Regions from separate parts of the Homo sapiens genome. Here all the other regions are linked to region 3. The links are chromatin contacts, found by Hi-C or POLR2A ChIA-PET in ENCODE. All regions are on one chromosome and are shown on one strand. Each heading gives the region's core, a stretch centred on a gene start or an enhancer-like site at or near the end of the contact. The rest is flanking DNA. Distances are from core to core; before and after follow the strand shown. Region 1 holds the start of C2CD5 (C2 calcium dependent domain containing 5). Region 2 holds the start of ARHGDIB (Rho GDP dissociation inhibitor beta). Region 3 holds the start of AEBP2 (AE binding protein 2). Region 4 holds the start of STRAP (serine/threonine kinase receptor associated protein).

Region 1 (3,597 bases), core at 294-2,793, 3.1 Mb after region 3:
GGCACAAGAGCACTCAAGAACTTTCTCAAATGAAGTGATTAAGAATCACCATGACAATGGGCAGGGGAGGCAGTGAACTGTAATTATTCGGTTAGAGAACATTTAGGAAACATCAGGAATATTGAGATGAAATCGAGCTATATATTATGATATATCTATCCATCAATTCTAAGCACTAATAGCCCAAATGATTGCTGCTCTAATGCTCTGGCTCATCACGCCAATTTTTATTACAATCTTTACTTGGCTTCTTTCAGACTCTGGGTTATTACCTTCCGGCCGTAGGCCTTTACTAATTTGCATGACTTTTAAACTAATCATTAGACTTAAAAAGCAATTTTGCAATTTAAGTCCATGGCAATTAAATGACTTCCTACCTCAAGGCGCTAAATTACCCTGAAACACCTCATCAGACCTACCAGCCTATACAAGAGCAGGAAGTGTTGCAGTTGTGTTTTAGAACGTGCATGGCAGATTCACAAAATGTTAGGCATGAGAGTGGATTTCCTCGCACTGTGGGACTCCAAGTGCCCATAAAGGGCTTCATGCACCTTCTTAAACATGATGTCCAGCACTCTGGCCACCCCTTCCAAGGGTGTGTGTGTGCCTGTGTGTGTGTGTGTTTCAGTGGCTGCGGGGCCACACCTTGGGATCTCCTGAGTGGCAGGTGGCCTGTTAATGAGTCCTGACATCAGAGTCATTCCGGCATTTGTGTGTGTGTGTGTGTATGTGTGTGAGTGTGTCGGTGGCTGCGCGGCCACGCCTTGGGATCTCCTGAGTGGCAGGTGGCCTGTTAATGAGTCCTGACATCAGGGTCACCCCCGCATGCACAACAGTACAAGCCTCCCCGCGCAGCGGACTGTGCCGCGGACGCCTGCAAGCCGTGCACCCATCGCACACACTGAGGTCTCGGCGGTCATCCCTCGTGGGAGAGCTGGACAACCACGGCCGAAGGGAGGGCAGTCGAGGGGGGAATAGGCTGAGGGGCTGGGGGCGAGGTGGGTAGATCCTTCACAGGGCTTGGCGCTCCCTGTGTTTTGAGGGGCAGGACCCTGCACCAACCTCCACGAAGGCATCAGTCAGGTCACTAGCACGGTCCATCACTGGCAAATGGCGCCCGGCCACGATTTTCACCTTCAGCTTCCCTGGCATGGTCTCGGTTTCGGCCTCTTCTTGGGCTCCTGCAGAAACAAACAAACGAGTCTGCGCCGAGCGCGGGGCCGGCGGGAGAGGGGCGGAGGCGCGCGGGGTAACTGACAGCGAAGGAGCGCGCGGGGGCGCGCGCGGGCGCCCGGCAGTCGCGCCACGGGTCGCCACTCACTGTCGCAGGAGGAAGGGTGCTGTCCCGCGCGGGTGCTGAGACCTCATTCCGGAGAGGCGGCGGGAGGAAGGGCTTTGATGGGTTCTTCCGTCCCGGCCCCACAAGGCTGGGACGAAAAGCAAAACCCAGTCAGCATCCCGTTGAGCCTCTGCCGCCCCTGCTTGTCTCTCCTCCCCCGCTCTCAAAAATGGCGGCTCTCGGGGCGCGGAAGAAAGCATCGATCGTTCGGCGCTCTGCCCACTTGGCGGGGCGAAACTAAACTCGCCGAGGAAAGATAAGGGGGCGGGGCTGACGTTGAGAAAGCTGGAGGGCAGGGAAATGGGCCGAGTCCTGCATCATCCACCGAGTGGGGGCTGTGGATAGGTGCGGCGCTGCTTCCCTGGAGGGAAACGCTCCATCTTGCGGGCCGAAGCGCGAGTGCTGCTCTGTGACAGCCTCCGGCCGCGGCCTTCCCAGCTGCTACCGCCGCTTTTCGGATGGGCTGTGATAGATGGAGTAGCAGCGAAGACTGCTAGAAGAGCGTTTTCAGTCGGCCTTTAGTGATTCGTAAAACCAAATTAGCTGGTTTCTACTTGGAAGGGGTACAGGTGCGTGTGGTGGTTCCAGTTTTCTGTGAAATAGAGTTAGATGGCCAGGCACAGTGGCTCACGTCTGTAATCCCAGCACTTTGGGTGGCCGAGGCGGGCGGATCACCTGAGGTCAGGAGTTCAAGACCAGCCTGGACAACATGGCGAAACCCCGTCTCTACTAAAAATACAAAAATTAGCTGGGCGTCGTGGCGAGCGCCTCTAATTCCAGCTACTCAGGAGGCTGAGGCAGGAAAATCGCTTGAACCTGCGAGGCGGAGGTTGCAGTGAGCCGAGATCACTCCTCTGTCTCCAAAAAAAGAAAAAAAAGAAAGAAAGAAATAGAGATACCAGGCACATCTCGAATAGTGAAATAAATATTTAGTGAAATATTTTATTCAGTCATAGGCACTTGTGTTGTGCACTGGGTCACAGATATTACTGTGGGCGGGGTGGGGGAGGTCACCTTGAAATCCAAAGTCTCCTCTTGAAAAAAAGTTTCTGCTGGTAGGTGTGGTGGCTCAGATTTGTAATCCCAGCACTGTGGGAGGCTGAGGTGGGAGGATCGATTGAGTCCAGGAGTTCGAGACCAGCCTCATGGAGACGAGGCAACACAGTAAGACCCCTTCTTTACAAGAAATGCAAAAATTAGCTGGGCCGGTGGCTCGTCTGTGGTCTCAGCTACCTAGGAAGCTGAGGTGGGAGAATCTGGGAGAATTGCTTGAGCCCAGGAGTTTGAGGCTGCAGTGAGCTGCCATCTCACCACTGCACCCCAACCTGGGCAACAGAGCAAAACTCTGTCTCTTAAAAAAAATTTTTTTTTAATTAAATGTCCTGCACTCTTAGATCATCTCAGTGTTCTTATTAAGCATCCACAAGCCTAAAGATAAGACCTACAGTAGTAGCAGAAGTTCAGGACTTCCTACCATGGAAAGTATAGTCAACCACAAGAAATAAACATGGAGAGCGTTAAACATCTTGAAGAATTGACCCAACTATAAATAAAGTAAGGTGTTATCTACAGGCTCAGACCATATTAGGGAAATTGAGGCACACACAAGATGTAAATAAATCAGTCCTTACCAAATATCAAAATCAGCATTGACAGTATACCCAGTATCAACAAAATCAGAGTTCATGCCGGCTCAAAGATTGTAACATTTCATTCCTAAGTGAAGATATCCGTATGATCTTTTTAACTTCGAAAATACTCAATAGAGTAAATACTCCAAACAGTAGTGATCCCGAATTATCTTTTCATGACAAAAATTCCTTCTATGGCAGGAATATTGTTCACATAAGTGAGAAATTGAACTCCTACAGAGAAAACGACTTCCTCAAAATAAAAATCTAAAAAAATCGCTTGCTTTTTGGACTAGAGAAACTTTTATCAATTCAAACTATGTCAAAGGAATAGGGGTCATAGATCCCATGCGAATTTCCTTAGGTCCACCTGCAGCTTTTTCTGGAGTCTGACTCTGCCCTTAAAATACCCTTGCCAGAATTCTGAAGGTTGGCTACACTATGTGATCAACGTTTTTTATTTATTTATTTATTTAGAGACAGGGACTCACTCTGTGTCCCACACTGGAGTGCAGTGACATGATCATAGCTCACTACAGCCTCAATCTTCTGGGCCAAGCGATCCTCCCACCTCAGCCCCCCAAGTTCCTGGGACTACAAGCACATACCACCATGCACCGCTAGTTT
Region 2 (3,542 bases), core at 188-2,687, 4.5 Mb before region 3:
GAGAGCAGTCTGCCTTTCCCCACTCTGAATGAAGAACTGCCCAGGGCTTGCCAGACACACACCTCAAGTTACCATAGGTCTAGAGTTTAATTACAGATTATGTTTATGAAACATGCTGGCTGGGAAGTCCTCTAAAAGGGAAGAAAGTATTTCAGGTCATACCTAAAGCACTTCTCCTAATGGTGGCTGAAATTCAGACCTTGACATTTTGAAGGCCCACTGATCAGCTGTCCTAGCTGGGCCCCCTTGAATTTTTCTCAAACCTGTCTCTTAATACGTTATTTGGTGTTTTCCATGTTTGCTGTTAGTTATCTCATACCTAAAGGGCTATTATCATTATTAATATTTTTATTTTTTGAGCCAGAGTTTCGCTCTTGTTGCCCATGCTGGAGTGCAATGGCGTGATCTTGGCTCACTGCAACCCCTGCCTCCTGGGTTCAAGTGATTCTCCTGCCTCAGCCTCCCAAATAACTGGGATTACAGGGATGCACCACCACACCCAGCTAATTTTGTATTTTCAGTAGAGATGGGGTTTCACCATGTTGGTCAAGCCGGTCTTGAACTCCTGACCTCAGGTGATCTACCCGCCTCGGCCTCCCAAAGTGCTGGGATTGCAGGCGTGAGCCACCACGCCCAGCCCTATTATTATTTTTGACAACAACAGCAAAGATCTGCCCATCCGACTGCAGGAATTTAATACACAGCCTTTGTCAGTGGTAGAAATTCTATCACTGTATGACTCATGAGTACATAACAATGTGCTATACCATACTTCCTCTTTGAGGGATAAAGCCCCTGCACTCTAAGGGAGGATTTCATTATGCATTTCTCTTATATCACCAGAAAATTATTTAGTGGAAGACAGTTTAATATTTGACAGCTTTGAACCATTTTTTTTTCTCTTTCAACCAGTCTTTTTACATTGTCTGCTTAAAAACAGGAAACCACATATCTCCACCCCAGCACAACCCACCATCCACCAGCACAGACCGTATCATTTTGGATCTACAGTCTTTTTCTTCCAAGCCTGGCCAGGTGCCTGCTCCTACTTTGCAGGAAACCCCTCCAGGCACTCCCGGTGCGTGTTCTCAGAGCCCTTCTGAGAATATTCAGGATTGCACTTCCTGGGCTGCAGCGCACCCTGTACCCTCCTTTTTTAAGCCTCCTCCCCTGAGTCACTGCTACCCTTCCCTCCTCTAACTTCCCCTTCTCTGCAGCCTCCTTAGCAATTTCTTATCATAAAGTTTGTTTTAAAGAAGAACTGCCCCTCTAAAAAAATAATAAACTGTCGAGGGCGGTAGCCCCGTCTAGAGGTTTCCGACTTTGCTCTGTGCCCACCTGAAGCCTCCCCAGCCCGAGGTATTTGAACTTACATTCAGTGCTTCACGTCTCTGTCCGGGGTGCCTCTGTCTCTCAACTCTGACTTCTGAGTACTGGCAGTTAGAACAGGAAGGAAGTCAATGAGAAAAAAAAATGTTTTAGACCTACTTGAAGAGGAAACCCTGGGCTGTCTCAAATCCTGTTCCTTTGCACTGCCTATCTCTTGATCAGCCAACTTGAGCAGCATTCTTGTCAATTAATGGCACATGTGCGAGCATGACAGCCCGTGTGACGTGGAGATGCATGAATGTACACGCAAGAGTGTGGAGCCTATAGCTATGGGTATTATGAATAATTGTGAGGGTATTTCTGATAATCAGGTCATTGCAGTGCATAAGCCTATGGAGGTAAGGAGCCTGAAACCAGTAGCAATAAATTCACATCGGCTTTACTTTGTACCACTCACTTCTGTTCCCACTGGGTCCCCGCCAGCTTCATTATCAACCAGATACGTTGAAAGTTTGCTGGCAGTGAATGTAGAGTGCTAAGAAATGATGATTGTTAACTGCATATACTACGGTCCTAAATTTAAAAATGTGTCCTTAAACAGATTTTTGGAGTTTTGTTGGTTATAATTTCAAGACGTAGCTTTGTATTGCACTACAAACAGTCAAATATTGTTTTTAATAGTTTTGGCTGATTTTTCTTCAAATGAAACAAACAAGCAAGCGAAAGTACTGTCTTTGATGAAACCTAGGAAAGAAATTACAAAAGGAAGTAAAACTTCATTAATTCATAGTCTTCCAACTCAGAATTTGTGACAACTTAACAAGTGCCAAAATAGACTTTGTACCATATTTGAGGAAATGGTTTATGAAGTAATTTAAATGGGAACAAGTCTCGGAGGCCATGTTTAAACCATCTGAGGAACAGTTTTTAAGCAGCCAAGTCACATTCATGCTGTATATTCCCGTAGCTGTTACCAATAATAAATGCTTATTTAGGTTAATATTTCAATATTCAGTATTTACACTACATCAATATATTTAGATCTGACTAAGCACACAAATTTGGAGAAACTGACGTTTATTTTGTTTTCACCTAAATGTACTGCATCTTCTTCATTTCCCTTTGTAAATTGATACCACAGGGTTTGCCTTCTACTTAGAGTCAATGAAATCGGAATAATCAAGGGAGTCATTTCACGTGAGAAGAGATTAGCCTAGAAAAATATGAAAAGGAAAATAGTATATAATTAAAATGAGCAAAAATACTAAAAGCCTAATACCACTTTATTCTATAAATTTTAAAATAGCATAGACAGAATACAGCCCTTGAAACAATGTACATAACTTTATTGTAAAAACAAAGCAAACCCTAATTTACACAGAAGGCAGTAACTTACACATTCTATAGCTCTGCACCCTCAAGAGGGGATACATTTATTCATTCCATAACATTTATCGAGCACCTCTTTTCTTTCAAGTACTGTTCTAGTTCCCTTGTGCAGCAATAGACCGCAGGCGACATCTCTGCTGCCCTGTGGAACTTATGTTGTACCTAGGAGACAATTAAAATAACACAGGCAGAATACATTAATTGTAACAAGAAATATTTAAAAATGAAAAATGGTAAATGCATGGTCTCTATTCCACCACTCATTTCTCATGTTATTAGGGAACACCTCACTAGGCAAACCTGGCTTTTTTTTTCCCTCCAGAGCCCAGTGTATATCGGAGGGTATGGGAGCACCCCTTCCCAGAAAAATCTGTAAAATCAATACATATTTTACAGATTTGTATTATAGATTAATGTATTTATTGGGGGATGAGAGAGCATTCATAATTTTAGAAAGTTCTAAAAGGACTCCAATTATCAAAATATACTTAATTCCTGGTCATATGCAAGGAGCCACGGAAAGGTACAGAAATAAACAAGACACAGTCCTAGACCTCAAGTAGCTAAAAGATGTAATGGGGAAGACAGAAGCAGACAAATTTAATTTTTTTTTTGTCAGCATAGGAAAAGAAAAAATACATGGTGTGTTTTGAGAGTACATGTAAGGACATCAAGGAAGGCTTTTTGGAGGAAGTGACCACTGCGCTCAGTTAAGAGGGAGAGTAGGTTTTGAGTAGTTGATGAGCGAAGGGTTGGGAGTGAAAGAGAAGGCACTCGAGGTAGAGGAGAAACATGAGCAGCAACACGGCCCTGGCCTCCCAAAA
Region 3 (3,602 bases), core at 691-3,190:
AGGCTGGTCTCAAACTCCTGGGCTCAAGTGAGCCTCCTACTTTGGCCTCCCAAAGTGCTGGGATTACAGGTATAAGCCACCCTGCCGGCCTTCTGATAGTTTTTAATTTACAGTTTACAGTGTATTTCACTTTAATACATTCCTTATCTAAGATTGCCTTTGAGGTTTAAAATGTTGGAAGTTAATACCTTACATTGTATGTGCCTCTGAAGGTATCTGTAAATGATGTCCCATGTTATTATTTTTGCATTCCCTTAGAGGCAACATTTTATATAACAGTTGTCCAAAGGCCTAAGGCAGAGGATGTAATACTGGGTACTCACGGTATATGACGACTTTCCCAAATGGGAAATGAGCATGGAGGCTCTGTTTTCAGGCAGTCAGTTCTATCCTCATTTTCCTTGAGTAGAAGCATCCCTAAAATTGGCCTGAAAATGTGTCCTTGGGTCAGGGTGTAATGTGGGCTCTTTTCCAGTCTCCTTTCTTCCAATGACCTCTTCCCTACTTTACAAAAGAAAGGCATAATTCTTCCTCATGCTAAATCTTAGTAAGGTGCAATACCCGGTTATGCAAAAACCTCCAGGACACCAAAGAAAGGCACAATTGACTGGTGAATAAGAATGGGGTAACACATCCTTTCACAAGTCAGGTGGTTTTCAGTTGCTTGCTTTCAACAAGTTGAAAGAGAACCTAATCAGAGTTGTCAGCTGACAGATCATTAAAAGTATTTTTTCTTTGTTAGATCTTTATGCGATTTTTGGGCATATAATGCGAAAGGCATTCAAAGAATTGTGTGGCATTACTATAACAAAACTCCATTCATTCTCATCTGCTTTTTTTATGCGAACAAGTTTTCTCAACACTTATATCCATGGAATTGAAAACTTGGAATAGAACTGATGCTGAACTATTTCTCAAAAAAATCCATCCACTGAAGGTCATAATGTATATTAGAAAAAAGTCCACCCAAGTTCATTTCTGCAAGATGCATTGCCAATAAAATTTTGCTTTTGTGTTTAGTACTTACAAACATTTGAAATAGATTTGTTTTGATCGGTTGAAATAAGAGCTTTATGATCACAGAAAATATAAAAAACAACCCAGATACTTCAATTTATGTTCACATTTTTATTACAAGTAAGACGATCAAAATAGTTCAAATATAAAATATATTACTAGGATAAAATTCTAGAGGAGATATGCAACGTCAATATGAGTTCCAGAAAACAATATTTGGAAATTGTATTTTCCAAACTGTATTTTAAAAAAATGGATATTAGTGGGTGTTAAATCCCTATGGTATTTAGAATCCATTGGCTATACAGTATTTAAACAATGCGACAGATGAAATATTTATAAGCCGGAAAAATGTAGCTGTCATTCTAAACTGTATAAGAACATACACAGCTTTACGAAATTGTTTTAGAAGGCTCATGAAGTAAAAAGTTTGAGGACCCTGAACCAAGATGTTTGCTCTGGGTTCAGGATGTCAACATCTCCAGGGGTATTCAAACATAGGGTGTATTAAAACCTGTCGCCCTGTGTTGCGCATAAAAATTTAGTACCTTACACCGTAGTGTTTTAATTTTTGCCCATTTTAAACCGCTCTCTTCGTAGACTGTAGGCTCGTTCTATTCCTGGCTCAGCTCCTGTACAGAGGGGACACTCCTCAAACACCCCCGGAATGAATGAGTTTATCGTGAGAACTCGGAAGGCTGCTAAAATCCCCGGCCAGCGTTGGAGTTTTCAGTCCGCGTGTCCCTGGGCTTCGAAGCCCGGCAGGGCGTGGGAAGGCCCCGAGGAAACGCTGAGCACTTGCAGGCGCCGGGGCGGGGGCGGGGGCGGGCACTGGGCAGCGGGGCGGGCGCCGGGCGGGGGCGGGGGCGCAGAACCCGCAGCCGGGGGAGGTGCTGCCTCGTGCCGCCGCGCAGGCGCGCAGCAGTCTCCGTGTGAGTGCGCGTAGTCGCGCGCCTGTCCCCGCGCGGGCTCCGTAGCGCGTGTGCAGGCTGACGCAGCTCGCGGGCCCTCCTCCTGCTCTGCAGCGGCGTCGGCGGAGTTTTGGGCGTTTGGGAGGGGGGCGAGGGAGAGAGAGTCGAGAGAGGGAGGCGGCGGTGGGGAGGAGGAGGAGGAGGAGGAGCAGGCGCCGCCATGGCCGCCGCTATCACCGACATGGCCGACCTGGAGGAGCTCTCCCGCCTGAGCCCTCTGCCCCCCGGCAGCCCGGGTTCGGCGGCGCGGGGCCGGGCTGAGCCCCCCGAGGAGGAGGAGGAAGAGGAGGAGGAGGAAGAGGAGGCGGAGGCCGAGGCGGTGGCGGCGCTGCTGCTGAACGGCGGCAGCGGTGGGGGCGGCGGAGGCGGCGGCGGAGGAGTGGGGGGCGGCGAGGCAGAGACGATGTCGGAGCCGAGCCCCGAGAGCGCCAGCCAGGCCGGGGAGGACGAAGACGAGGAGGAGGACGACGAGGAGGAGGAAGATGAGAGCAGCAGCAGCGGCGGGGGTGAGGAGGAGAGTAGCGCCGAGAGCCTGGTGGGCAGCAGCGGCGGGAGCAGCAGCGACGAGACCCGCTCGTTGAGCCCCGGCGCCGCCAGCAGCAGCAGCGGGGATGGGGACGGCAAGGAGGGCCTGGAGGAGCCCAAGGGACCGCGGGGCAGCCAGGGCGGCGGCGGGGGCGGCAGCAGTAGCAGCAGCGTAGTCTCCAGCGGCGGCGACGAGGGCTACGGGACTGGGGGAGGCGGAAGCAGCGCGACCTCCGGGGGCCGGCGGGGCAGCTTGGAGATGTCGTCGGATGGGGAACCCCTGAGCCGCATGGACTCGGAGGACAGGTCAGTGCTCTGAAGCGTTTCCCCTTCCCTTCCTCCTCTTGAACTCCCGGGCCCCTCAGAGGGGGACCAAGGCGACGTTTTGCCGCGATCCCCCTGCTCCCCGAATCCTCGGCCCCTCCCCCAGACTCTCAACTCGGAAATCTCTCGCCGTCGCCGCCGCGCCCCTCTCGCAGCGCATCGCGGCTTCCAACTCTCAAACCGTTCCCCCCCAACTCTCCTTTCCCCGCCCTCTTTCCCCTCGGCGCTTCGCTCCTCACGGACCTCAGGACGGCTCTAACTCGGAAACAGTCCCCAAACGGGCCCAGATCCTCTGGCGGAGCAGAAGAGGGCCTTGATGTACACACGTCGGTACTCAAGGTTAGCTTCTTCCAACCGTGTTCGGGAACACTTGTCAGAACTACAATTGACAAGTGTTTCCAATATGGCTGGTCTCGCCTGGATTTAACAGAACTTCCTTGTCCATGGGAGAGACCCCAGCTATCACTTTTCTCTACTTAAACAAAAAAAGGACTGTTCTTTTATATTAAATCATTGCCTCCCAAATCCCTCATTTGTAGTCAGTCATGTGGTCTCCAACGTGATTTTAACAATCTTTTCTATTTGTTTTGGGAGCATATCTGGGAAAAAGTTTTAAACACGTATAAATGGTTGTGGAAAAGAATAGTGAATTGATGGCCTTTTAAGATAACTTTGCGGAATCAGAGAGTTGGAATCGTAACAAAATACAGTCTTGAAGGTACAACGTAGTTTGCGGCTTTATAGTAATGTTTCAACATGAGAGTC
Region 4 (3,359 bases), core at 411-2,910, 3.6 Mb before region 3:
ATCCAAATGAGCAGGAAATAATACATTCTTTAGAGCCAAGTATGTACCATAACTTACCAATTATATTCTTATCTACACACAATGAGCAATAAATGAACATGTATCAGTATCTGACCAGTTGTGTCATTTTGAGTGGGTCTTTTATTTACCTCCATCAGTAATGCAACAATCTATTTAATCAGTAAACAGTCATGCTGAGTATTCACTAAATGCCATTCACTTTTCTGGCACTAGAGTACAAATGACAAAGCCATAACCATTGCCATTAAGGAGTTCATAAATGTGTGAGTGGTGCGTATGTGTGAGACAAAAGGGAGAGGATGGCACAAAGGAGGAGTCGAACAAGATAAAATGAAAAACATATATAGTAAGTGCTTTACCGTAAGTGAATGAACGAGAGTACTAAGGAAAAAGAATGGAGACGTATTTCAAGTTCTCACGTTGTTTGACTCGAATCTTGTAGACGGTGTTTGCTGCAAAAAGATGAAGAAAACATTCACAGACATTTATGTTGATTACATATTTATTGCTATGTGCCCAGACGTTTTGACCTTGGGGATAAAGTAGCAAAGAAAACACAAAAATCTCTGTTGTATTGGGTTTACATTCTATCAATAAAGATACAACTTGCCCAGAGAAAAGCCCTCTCCTGGTTAGGAAACAGTATCAACAATTAACAGCTCTGGTGGTTTCACAGAGCCACAGTGGGCTGCCTGCTGCAGACAATATCAGAGTTTGTTTATATTTAAATATTATTTTAATATTTCTATTTTTGTCCATGTATTATAATGCACATCTATGTAATTTGCAAATCATCACTCATATATACATCATATCAAAAGGTGTAAAAGTTTTTGATAGAATTCAGCATTCATTCGCTTATAAAATGAGTGAAGGCTCACTTTACGGATGAGAGTATTTCATCAAAAAAATTGGGGATCTACGACTCTAGAGTTCTCCGAAGTCCACCAAGGAAAAAGTAACTTGAATTTAATCGCATTTAAAACTATATAGTATCCACTCCTAAAACATTAGCAACATAGGAAAACTTACACAGCGGAAGAAATGACTGGGGATTTTTTTTTTTTTTTTAATACATGGTCTCGCTCTGTTGCCCAGGCTGGAGTGCGGTGGCGCGAGCACCGCTTACTGCGGTGTCGACCTCTCGGGCTCGAGTTATCCTCCCACCTCAGCCTTCCAAGTAGGTGGGACCACAGGCACCACCACTCCAAGCCCGTATATGGTTTTTAAATAAGACAAATTGCAAAAAACGTTGCCAGACAGCGTTCGCTGGTTTGGGCCGTCACTGGGTATGGCTCGTGTCCGTCTAGATATTCAGAGGCCGAGCACAGTCCTCAGTAGGGCTGCTCGGCAGGTACACAGCTGACGCTGGTCCTTGGACTTATGGGAGTGGGAACAACTTTCAACTCGGCCGCGGACCAGGAAGGCGTTCTGACCCGCTAGAGCTCGGGGACAGGGACCCCATCCCGGTGCCTAGAGCGTCTCCCTTAGTCGGCGTGGGCCAGCGCCAGTTACCTCACGAGCACTGAACTAGCGCCTGCGCCCTTCTATACTTCTCGCTCTTTCTTCAAGTCACTTCTACCCGGCGAGCCCGCCCTCCCGCCAATCGTCATTTCCGGCGGGTGCTCTGCGTCATTTACGTCGTCACTTCCTGCCGATGCCGGTGTGGACGCTGTGAATCGTGGCTGGCCCGGTTCTCCGCTTCTCCCCATCCCCTACTTTCCTCCCTCCCTCCCTTTCCCTCCCTCGTCGACTGTTGCTTGCTGGTCGCAGACTCCCTGACCCCTCCCTCACCCCTCCCTAACCTCGGTGCCACCGGATTGCCCTTCTTTTCCTGTTGCCCAGCCCAGCCCTAGTGTCAGGGCGGGGGCCTGGAGCAGCCCGAGGCACTGCAGCAGAAGAGAGAAAAGACAACGACGACCCTCAGCTCGCCAGTCCGGTCGCTGGCTTCGCCGCCGCCATGGCAATGAGACAGACGCCGCTCACCTGCTCTGGCCACACGCGACCCGTGGTTGATTTGGCCTTCAGTGGCATCACGCCTTATGGGTATTTCTTAATCAGCGCTTGCAAAGGTGAGCAAGGCCGCAATCCTGGTCCTCGACGGCTGGGACTGGGCTGAAAGGGATCGGGACCCGCACGCTCCAGTGCCGAAGCGGTGGTGTGGTGAGGGGGGAGGGGGCGATATTAACATCTGAGATGAGAGCCAACACTGGTCCGGTGGAGAAAGGAGTGTGTTAGGGAATCCGCAGCTGGAGCCGAGAGGACGCTTTTGTAGAAACTATTACCTCCAACTAAGACCTCTCTCCTTATTTTATTTTTATTGCTATTTTTGAAGGAGCTGGTCAGCATTTGCCTAGACTCTCGGGACAACACGGTAAATAGCTTTCAAGGATTTGGGGAAAGGAGAAATTAGGCCAGGCCGTGCAATACCTTACAAAGACGTTCGCTCTTGTCTCACTGGATATTCCTTTGTGGTATTAGCCTCATTTTTCAAATGGGAAACTGAGATTCAGGCTAAGATGTCTGTCCAAAATAAGACTAAAATCTAGATTGTTTTGACGCAGATCAGTATTCCCAGCCAATTACAGATGCTTTTCAGAGAGAATGATCTGTTCAGCTCTTCAGTTAATTTATTACTGCACATTCCTTAGTGCCTTCAGTGGGTGGTGGTAGTTAAATAGCTGAAACAATTTTTCCACTTTGTCATTGAACATCATTGTATATTTACATTTGAATCTTAGACTTTAAGTAATCTGAACTTATAAATTACATGTTTTAAAAAATATTTTCTAGATGGTAAACCTATGCTACGCCAGGGAGATACAGGAGACTGGATTGGAACATTTTTGGGTCATAAAGGTGCTGTTTGGGGTGCAACACTGAATAAGGATGCCACCAAAGCAGCTACAGCAGCTGCAGATTTCACAGCGTAAGTGTAGCCAAGATGGCTAACTTTGGTGTTCTCTGTAGCTTGTGTCCTGAAATAATCAAAAACTTCAGTGTCAGATATTCATAAAATTCTGACTCACTGGCTGCCATACAGAACGCATGTTTGATCCCACCAAAATTCCATCGTGGTCCATCGTGGTCCTGTGTGCTTCTTTGTCTTCAGTGGTTCTCAAAATTTTCAGAGGCCTAAATGACTTATTCCGTATATTTTGATTGAGACTCAGGAATCTGCATTAACAAACGCACCAGATAATGAATGTTGATCTCCTTTACGAATGCTGCTCTGTGTGTACTCCTTAGTGATATCCTACATTGATGGCCCTAGGTTTTTATTTCAATCCCGGTTTTTGTTAACTGGCTTTAGGCATCATTAAAACTCATTGTGTCAA

What was found. Hi-C counts contacts between places; a loop is a spot of excess contacts on that map. ChIA-PET counts read pairs that join two places held with the same protein, here RNA polymerase II (POLR2A). Pooled maps may share reads with other maps.
Region 1: a loop to region 3 is called in a map of CD8-positive, alpha-beta T cell, with 25 times the contacts of the local background. The contact joins the promoter of C2CD5 here to the promoter of AEBP2 in region 3. A Hi-C loop is called at or near these places in 4 of 168 maps with a recorded cell type or tissue (CD4-positive, alpha-beta T cell, CD8-positive, alpha-beta T cell and ascending aorta), 1 of 37 single-sample maps with no recorded cell type and 12 of 50 pooled maps.
Region 2: a loop to region 3 is called in a pooled map, with 15 times the contacts of the local background. The contact joins the promoter of ARHGDIB here to the promoter of AEBP2 in region 3. A Hi-C loop is called at or near these places in 3 of 37 single-sample maps with no recorded cell type and 7 of 50 pooled maps.
Region 4: a map of CD4-positive, alpha-beta T cell shows a loop between it and region 3 (15-fold over the local background). The contact joins the promoter of STRAP here to the promoter of AEBP2 in region 3. A Hi-C loop is called at or near these places in 2 of 168 maps with a recorded cell type or tissue (CD4-positive, alpha-beta T cell and naive thymus-derived CD4-positive, alpha-beta T cell), 2 of 37 single-sample maps with no recorded cell type and 7 of 50 pooled maps. POLR2A ChIA-PET finds 5 or more read pairs at or near these places in 1 of 52 experiments (AG04449).

The regions. Positions count from the first base shown.
Region 1 is chr12:22,542,999-22,546,595 of GRCh38, forward strand. It overlaps C2CD5 (C2 calcium dependent domain containing 5), which reads right to left and starts at 1,544. Exons shown (of 27, transcript NM_001286176.2): 1 at 1,322-1,544; 2 at 1,063-1,181. The coding sequence starts at 1,152. RefSeq lists enhancers at 1-304, 1,445-1,674 and a silencer at 1,185-1,304.
Region 2 is chr12:14,960,164-14,963,705 of GRCh38, forward strand. ARHGDIB (Rho GDP dissociation inhibitor beta) reads right to left here and starts at 1,438. Exons shown (of 6, transcript NM_001175.7): 1 at 1,374-1,438. RefSeq lists an enhancer at 1,141-1,260.
Region 3 is chr12:19,437,552-19,441,153 of GRCh38, forward strand. AEBP2 (AE binding protein 2) reads left to right here and starts at 1,941. Exons shown (of 8, transcript NM_153207.5): 1 at 1,941-2,819. The coding sequence starts at 2,149. RefSeq lists silencers at 1,809-2,058, 2,119-2,268, 2,279-2,378 and enhancers at 3,029-3,078, 3,109-3,198.
Region 4 is chr12:15,880,727-15,884,085 of GRCh38, forward strand. STRAP (serine/threonine kinase receptor associated protein) reads left to right here and starts at 1,661. Exons shown (of 10, transcript NM_007178.4): 1 at 1,661-2,093; 2 at 2,815-2,950. The coding sequence starts at 1,982. It overlaps LOC102724146 (a long non-coding RNA gene), which reads right to left and starts at 1,572. Exons shown (of 6, transcript XR_007063230.1): 1 at 1,054-1,572; 2 at 381-473. RefSeq lists enhancers at 1,079-1,308, 1,619-1,738.